Regions from separate parts of the Homo sapiens genome. Here region 2 is linked to region 1. A link is a contact called in ENCODE Hi-C or POLR2A ChIA-PET data. All regions are on one chromosome and are shown on one strand. Each heading gives the region's core, a stretch centred on a gene start or an enhancer-like site at or near the end of the contact. The rest is flanking DNA. Distances are from core to core; before and after follow the strand shown.

The links. Hi-C counts contacts between places; a loop is a spot of excess contacts on that map. ChIA-PET counts read pairs that join two places held with the same protein, here RNA polymerase II (POLR2A). Pooled maps may share reads with other maps.
Region 2: a loop to region 1 is called in a map of B cell, with 1.8 times the contacts of the local background. The contact joins the promoter of MS4A5 here to the promoter of MS4A14 in region 1. A Hi-C loop is called at or near these places in 2 of 168 maps with a recorded cell type or tissue (B cell and CD8-positive, alpha-beta T cell), 3 of 37 single-sample maps with no recorded cell type and 3 of 50 pooled maps. POLR2A ChIA-PET finds 5 or more read pairs at or near these places in 2 of 52 experiments (OCI-LY7 and activated B cell).

Annotation. Positions count from the first base shown.
Region 1 is chr11:60,394,822-60,399,306 of GRCh38, reverse strand. MS4A14 (membrane spanning 4-domains A14) reads right to left here and starts at 2,848. Exons shown (of 5, transcript NM_032597.5): 1 at 2,591-2,848; 2 at 1,327-1,455. The coding sequence starts at 2,728. It overlaps MS4A7 (membrane spanning 4-domains A7), which reads right to left. Exons shown (of 7, transcript NM_021201.5): 7 at 3,359-4,485.
Region 2 is chr11:60,428,160-60,432,145 of GRCh38, reverse strand. It overlaps MS4A5 (membrane spanning 4-domains A5), which reads right to left and starts at 2,574. Exons shown (of 5, transcript NM_023945.3): 1 at 2,319-2,574; 2 at 1,222-1,350. The coding sequence starts at 2,471.

The DNA of each region.
Region 1 (4,485 bases), core at 1,599-4,098:
GCTACGCAGAAAGCACTTGCCTGACCTCCATGGTCAGGTGAGTCCTCTATTAAACCCTCACATCGCACCTGGAACTCTCCTCTTAGAGCACTTAGCACAAGTGTAGGAACAAATATTTGGGGTTACTTTTGACTTTTTCATGTCTAGTCTCCCAGTTAGATGACAAACTGTCTAAATCTAAGAACAATTCACCACTTCTCTCAGAGAGGAGCTGTTTTCCAGTATTCTCAGTCTCAGCACCTAGGATGCCATTGAAGACGCGGTATGTGCTCAGTAAATATCTTTTAAGTGAAAAGTAGAGTTTTCAAAAGCAGCATGCCAGAATCTCATTTTAATTCACACATGCAGAGTACACAAAGTCACACTGGGACAATTCTGTTGTGAAATGAGAAAGTGAGGGGTTGGTCTGTTTGATTTTCTACAGTATGGCATGTATAGTTTGAAAATCATATTGAATATTACATTATTTATATTGGGAAAATGAAAACACTGCTGGTTGTTTCTGAAATGCACATTATAGAAAAGGCATGGAGTATTTCTGTTTATCAAAAGAGACTGTGGATTTTTAATAGTCAGAGATAGTGGCCTAATTTATTAATTATTTCACCTATTTGTTGATTGATTGATTGATTGATTCATTCGTTCGTTCATGCACACTATGCCTCAAGCATGATTCTAGGTTCTCAGAATATAACAACTAAAACAGACAGTAACACTGCTGTCTTCTCAGGAGTGTATGTTATAGTAGGAGAAGCTCTAATGAGTCTGTCCTTAAATATTATGGCACAAAATTAGGAATCCAGGCTGTGGGGATTGGATAGAAATAGCACTGTATTAAGAATAATATTTATGGCTATATGATTATCTAGATGAGTGCCACTCATAAAGTTGTCTCTGGGGCTAAGAAGGAGGATGAGTGATAATAATTTTAAAATTCTTTTTAAGCTTTCAGAGTCTGTGATTCCATGAGTGCTAGCTAGGCTAGATATGTTTAAGTTATTCTCTACTTTTGAGCTCAGTTTCCTTATTTGCAAAGGAATAAGTAGGATATTTGTGCATCTAGTCTCCCAGGTTGGTATTGAGGAGCAAATGTCTTACTATACACACAAGGGCTTTGGAAACAAATTTTAAGCACCTGAGAGTAGTTATTACAATGATGATGGTAGTGCAGTGACCAAATGGAGTTGCTTCTTTTGCCGTGAAGGGAGCTGCCTTTTTTGGTCTCCTGGAGGGCCATATTTATGGAATTCATTACCCTAGGACGTGAAGCAGTTCAAATCTATCTTTATAGCAATTTCTCCAAAGCTTCTAATCGACAGTACTCACAATAAGTGCTCCCCAGAATGGATATCCTGTGAGGACAACAAGGGGAAGTCTTTGGGAGAAACCGATGTAATTAAGTGCAAATATAGTTCCAAAGCCCACAATGATTAGAGCAAGCAGGATCTGGGTAGCCTGTGAGGAGAGAAATGGGTACATGAGGTTACAAGTATCCAAGACCCTGTGGGCTACCCCACGTCCCTCAGGGTGTGCCTCCATGGCACACCTTTCCCTCCATCCAAATGCCTTCCTCTCTCATTTGTCAATCATTCTCAGATTGTTAAGAGACTCAGTTCAATGTGTTTCCTTCCCACTTTGCTTGCCTGGATCCTTCAGGTTCAAATCCTTCACTTTTATTCTTTATTATTTTCTATCTTCCCTGGTGTTACCAATTAATCTTATATCAGACAGATTTGAGTACATGTCTGACTACCCCCAGATTATAAGCTTCTTGAGCACAGGGACTATAAACTATTCACCTTTACATTTGTTTTTTCGTCTGTCTCACCAGTATCCTATTATTATCCTAACAGCCCCCACCCCCACATTTTCCAGCACTCAGTATAGGCTTTTGGAATTGGGGCTCATCCCAGTTGTCTAAAAATTTAAAAAGTTTGATGACATAGAGTGGAGAACCTGGGATGAGCTTGCATTTCACCTCCCCTTCATCCATGGACCCAACTAGGGATGAGAATAGCCCAGTGGGCCTATCAGCTTGTAGGAATCTGCAGGGAAAAGAATAGCAGCAGTGGTTCTCAGGGCGCAACTTCTCTGGCAGTCTAGATTTTGTCCCCAGGCCACATCTCTGGGCTGTGGCACACCAAGTAATGATTTTTGCTGTTGTACAAAGGATGGAGGCTGTGCATACAGCTCTCCCCTGGGTGCATTTGTGATGAAAAACGTTTTGCATGCCTTATCATTTGGTTCACTGTGGAGCTTTGAATATGGGTTTTGAAGCACTCCCAATTCCTTTAAGAGCATGAAGGGGAAGTCAAACCTCTCCACTTATGGTTTCTTAGCTTCAAGGGAGGTGCCACCACACCCTGAAGTCACTTCCTCAATGAGATATTTTAAAAAGTTATACTAGTTTCTTGCTTCCCCCTCTGCTGGGATTCAAAGATCAGTACTAATTTCTCATGTAAGGTGAAGGGGGAAAAGTAGAATTAACTCCCTCCCTGAAAATAATCTCTGCATATCTCTGCAGACATACATGAATAAATAAACTTCTTTTCTCCCCTTCTGGAAGACCTATTGACTGGAGAGGACTTACCCCCAAGACTCTTGGCTCTCCCTTCAGAAAATCCAGCAGAGAGCTATGAGGTCTGTAGGGAAATGCAGTCAATACAGTTTCGTTTGGTTTTATAGTGATGACGTGAGTTGCCCTTCTGTCCTGGGATGTTGACTCCATGATTCTATGGCAGAACTCTAGTAAGGGAAAGAGTGAGCAAACATTGCCGCCCAAATCATGATCTACCTCTCCACCAGAGTCACATGGAGCCCTCAGAGATGAGCCCTTAGTGATGACTCTACTCAGTAGTAGAATCTCAGAATCATAGTTGAGTCACAGAGTTTTAGAATTCTAGAGCATGCTCAGCCCCCCATCTTCCTGGTGAAAAGTACTGTATCCAGAAGACTTACTCTCTTGTCAATTTGCTTACAAACATATGGTAAACAAAGAATAGATGGTATATACGAAACAAGTCCTTACACATATGTTCATGAGTTATAAAGGAACTAAAACTTATGGAATATTCCTTATGTTCTGGGAACTGTGTAGAAGGTGTTGACATGCACTAACATTTATTCTTTTAACAGTTCTACAATACTGAAACTGAGGAACAGCAAGGTTATGTCACCCAAAGACATACAGGACAGGGAAGGGGCAAACTCAACTTGACCTGTCTCCAAAATCTATGTTTTTTAAACTCAGCCACGCTTCTGCCCTCCTTTGAAAGGAGTTTCTTTTACTTGATGAATTTTCTAACTTACTGTTTAACCATATTTCTCTGTATTATAAAAATCAGTAGATAACTTTGAATTTCGATTTTTTTCCATCTTTATTGAGGTATATTTGACAAATAAAAATTATATATATTTAGGGTGTACTACATGTTTTGATATACATATACATTCCAAAATGATTACCACAATCCAGCTAATTAACATATCCATCACCTCACGTAGTTATCTTTTTTCTTTTTTTGTAGTGAGAACATTTAAGAACATTTAACAATTCTTTGCATTTTCAAATTAAACAAAAAAAAATCAGTAGTAAAGATGCTATAGGACCAGATGGAGTTGCCCCTTTATAACAGAGAATATTTTAGCTTTCATAAAGTTAAGCAAAATCTAATGATAGTCAAATCCTTCCTGGTTTGAACTACACAAATACTAATTAAAACAACAGAAACTGCCTTTAGAAATTTTGCTTCCCATATTGATCCTTTATATTCCTAAATTTATTACAATTTTAACTATGAGATCATGAAGGTAAATTGTTTCATAAAACTAAAACCAATGTATACACATAATAACTTGAGTATTTCCTGGTTTGTAGCGACCATCGATAGCAGGGTATCTCAAAATGAGCACTGATGACATTTGGACTCAATAATTCTTTGTTGTAGAAAGTTATAAGATATATATATTTTAAACTATGCTACTCCTCATTTATTTAGGAAACCTCATATGCATAGAGAGTGCAAAGTTAAACTGCAGCCACACTGGAATTTCCATAATTGCCCAAGAAATCGAGTTTAATGCAGAGGCTCACACAGAACATATTACACAAAGAACAGACAAGATAATTGCAGCAATGACTGGGAAGAAAGAATACGCCCATGTGGTACAAAGTGCAGGGGTGATGATCTGAATTACAAAACTGTGCTATAGATCAAAATAGAGCTAATACCCAAACAAAGAAATAGACATTATTCTTTTCAGCATGAGCAGCATTTAGCTCCAAGCTAGAAGCAGAAAACATGCCAGTCAGAGATTATCTGTAACTTGTTAAGACTAAGATGTCTTCATTGACTCCTACCCTGAAATGACAGAAGAGAACATAGTTTATGTGCCAACGACTGAATATTCTTTTTTATTTTATTTTATTCATTTATTTAAAATAAATGAATTCAAAGACTATATATAGTCTATTTTTATTTTTAT
Region 2 (3,986 bases), core at 1,325-3,824, 33 kb before region 1:
CATGTTCTTTTTATAGCTATTGTGGACTCAGCTTTGATCTCATGACAAAGGGATTTCAAGTCAGTTTATAATCATTAAGATTGGATTCCATCTTACTGCAATCCAGTGTGTTCTCTTGGATGGGAACATAAGGTGGGGTTGCAGTGAATGTGCTGGTAGTTCTTAAAATCTCCAAGATTTTTCTTGGAAGTGGGTCACACGTGGTAGCATTGTTGTCTAGTGGAAATTTCAAATCTGATTACAGCACTTCCATGTTTAAATTTCCAGCCCCTTCATGGGTATTTTCCAGCCTCATCTCTCCATCCTCACTCCCTGTGCTGAACTCTTATAGTTCACATAATAGAAAATGCTCTCCCATACCTTCAGCCTGTGCTCATATTTCTCCCTTGGCATGCAACAAGACATCCCTAATCCTTACACTTGGGTATCCCAACTCCCATCTTCTGTGTGTGTGTCCTCACCTGATTAACCATTCACCCTTTAAAACTTGGTCAAGCTGGAAATGTCTCTGGGCGTTGTCCCCTCTGTTTTGTTGATGCCTTTCCTATGGAGGCAGCCCCTGTGTTTATTCTCCCTCATCACACCCTGTGTTAATTGTCTGACTCCTCACTCAACTGAGACCTTGAGCTCAGGCACTGCTTTCTTTTCCCTGAAGCCATTGCTCTGCCCATTCTCTGGCACTAAATTAGGTCCTAAGTTAATGTTTATTGATTGTGACTACACTGGGTTTAATAAATACCTCTCCGCAGCTCAAAAGGTATATCTGAGAAACCCTTCCCACTTCACTTCTGTAAAGAATAAATTGCTCCTTCATCTCTGCTTACATAAGCATTTCCTGCACCTCTGTGATAACATTTATCACACTGACTTGAAGTGACCTGTTTACATGTTTTCTTGCTAGACTGAGAGGTCTTTGGGGGAGAGGCCCATTGCCTTTCTCTGTGTATCTGGCTTATAATAAATAGTAACTAATTTCAAATGAATGAATAGCCAAATAAACAACTGCAAGCCTCAAAAGAAGTATTCCCAAAGGAACTTCAAGACCTAATGATGGAATATCAGTGACTGTGATGAACTAATGGGGAAATAATTTCAACAAGGTTAGTTTTTTGCACTTTTGAAAGCATGTCATACAACTGGATCTAGCTTATTTCATTGTGAAGAATTCCCTAACATCCTGGTTGGCATGGCTTCAAATTGAACTTGATTGACTATACTCACCAAAACAGAGCCCCAGAATGGATATCCTGAAAGAAATATAAAGGGAAACCTTGGATATGGTTTTAACAAGGTGAAAAGGAAGATAACTCCAAAAGAAAAGGTCATAATTCCAAACAGGATCTGGATAGTCTGCAAATAGAGGAAAAAGTCATGGTGAGGAAAAGCAAAGTGATAGTTTCCCTTCTGTTTAGAATATCTTCTTTTGGTCAAAAGGATTTGGCAATTACTCTCTTTGGTAATTAGGGGAAGAATAATAGAAGTCCCTTTATGATGCTCCTGGGTACTTTCTTAATTCCTCTATCTGGTATTTGGTGATAGGTAAAATGATCTAAATCAGTGCTCCTGAAAATGTGGTCCATGGATTGGCAACATCAGGATCACTTGGGAGCTAGAAATGCGAACTATCAGGCCCTATCCCATACTTACTGAACGGTCTCCAGGTGAGGCTGGGAAACCTGTGTCTTCATAAGTTCTTCAGTTCTTTAGCCCATAAATGTGAATGTCTGAGAAACACTGAATTCTAAATGAGTATACCAGGCTGGCCTCAAGCAGAATTGGACTGTGAGGAGCCCTGCCTGGAGATGGCCAATTCTCTGAGCCTCTTGAGGTATTGTCACACTCTCAGGCCCAGAGGACTCTCCATCTCTTCGGGTTTTTTTTTTTTTTCTCTCCCTCTCTGAGCCACTCATGTGATGCACTGTGACACCAAGCAGTGGTTTGACAAGTGCTGGGAAAGACTAATGAGGACAATATACAAAAATGGAAGGTATACAATATACAAAAACGTGTGAGTCTATGTGCTCTGCTCTCTTCTTCTCAGTCCACCTTCTCAGTCTGAGTAATCTCATTTACTGCCATAGCAACTATCACTTTTTAAGTAGGTGAGTCCTAAATGATAGCATTTTTTGTCAAGTCCAGACCCACATGATTCGTTCTTCTCAAACATCCTCTCTCAAATGGCCCACCAACACTCTATATTCACATTGTCTTAAAGAAGAATTGGAATAGGCTCCTACCTTCAAACATGTGCCAACAGATAATTTCCCTAGCCTTTCCCCTGCCTCAGTAAAATATACATAGGGGCAAGTCTTACTTACCCCTAAGATTTTCATTTTTCTAGCAAATAATTTTTGCAAGGGGCTTTGAGTTGAAAAGGTCGTGGCTGAAAGTTCTGTGGACTCATATTCTGAAGCAGTGATTTCTGGAGGAAATACCAGAAACACCGGACTGTGTGCGGTGCTTGAATCCATGATGGTGTCGGTGATAATTTGAAAGGAGATGATTTAGTTGGTACTTCAGTCTAGACCATGTTCTTTTCTTGTGCTGAGGCTGCCTGGAGCACTGGAATTGTTTGCTTTGTCTTGGAATTATAGAACCATAGAGTCACAGAGTCATAGAATCTCAGGACTGCTCAAGATCCCAAGATGGCTATAAGTAAAATGCCTGGGACTGGGGATCAGAGAACCTGACAAGTAGTCCTGGTTTAGTTAGGAGTTTACTGTGACTTTTGGCAAGTCACATCCCCCTCTCCTGGTTTCTGATTCCTCATATATACATTGACCAAATTGGACTAGATGATCTACATATAAAGACATTTTAGGGACCGCGCATGGTGGCTCGCGCCTGTAATCCCAGCACTTTGGGAGGCTGAGGCGGGCGGATCACCTGAGGTCAGGAGTTAGAGACCAGCCTGGCCAACATGGTGAAACCCCATCTCTACTAAAAATATAAAAAATTAGCCGGGTGTGGTGGCACGTGCCTGTAGTCCCAGCTACTCGGGAGGCTGAGGCATGAGAATCACTTGAACCCAGGAGCCGGAGGTTTCCTTGAGCTGAAATTGCACCACTGCACTCCAGCCTGGGCAACAGAGCAAGACTCTGTCTCAAAAAAAAGGACATTTTAGTTACCAAATGGCAACTAGATACACATTTATTCCAGTTCCATATCTTCAGACACAGGTAGAACGCAAAATCTCTCAGGCCACGGAACAAATTAACCACTTCTTGAAGTATAGATAACATCCATTTTTCCTGTCACTTTGTGGTTTTGCCACCTGATTTAAGTAGCTTTAGCTGTGTAACAAATCCCTCAAAATGTAGTTAGTTCCAGCAACCACCATCGGCTTTTGTTTACACATCTGTGGGTCCTGTGTGTGGTCTGTCTCATCTAAGGCTGCTCAGCACTTCTCTACCAGGCTGTCTCATGCAACTGTGGTCACCTGGTGGAGTGTCCAATTACATGAATTAGGATGGCCTCAGTCATGTCTCTGGCAGTTGGCAGACTCTTGGTTCTCTTCCAATTCACAAATACTTTTCAAACCTCTGCTGAGTCATGTGTGTTAATGTCATATTGGCCAATCAAATTTCATAGACAACCCAGATTCGAGGGGTAAGAAAATAGGCCCCCTAATGTCTTCATGGGAGGATCTGTACTTTCATCTTGAAAGGACAAGAAAGAAAGGGAAGGGAACAATTTGTGTCTGTTTTTAACTGTACCTTGTCATTTTCTGGTGTTTCCTATTGAGATCAGGTCTTCCTTAATTGAACCTCATGATGTGACAGCCTCTAGCCACTTACCAGTTGCCAGTTAGAATATTTTAAAAGGCCACCCCTCCCTCACAATTTCTTTTCTCTGAACGTATCCATCTCTTGTTCAGTTTTCTATGGACGTTGAATCATAATGGTGATTATCCTTCATGAACATCATCTGATGTTGTGTTAGCATTCCCTAAGTTAAGCACACTATGTTGCAACATACTTTTATAA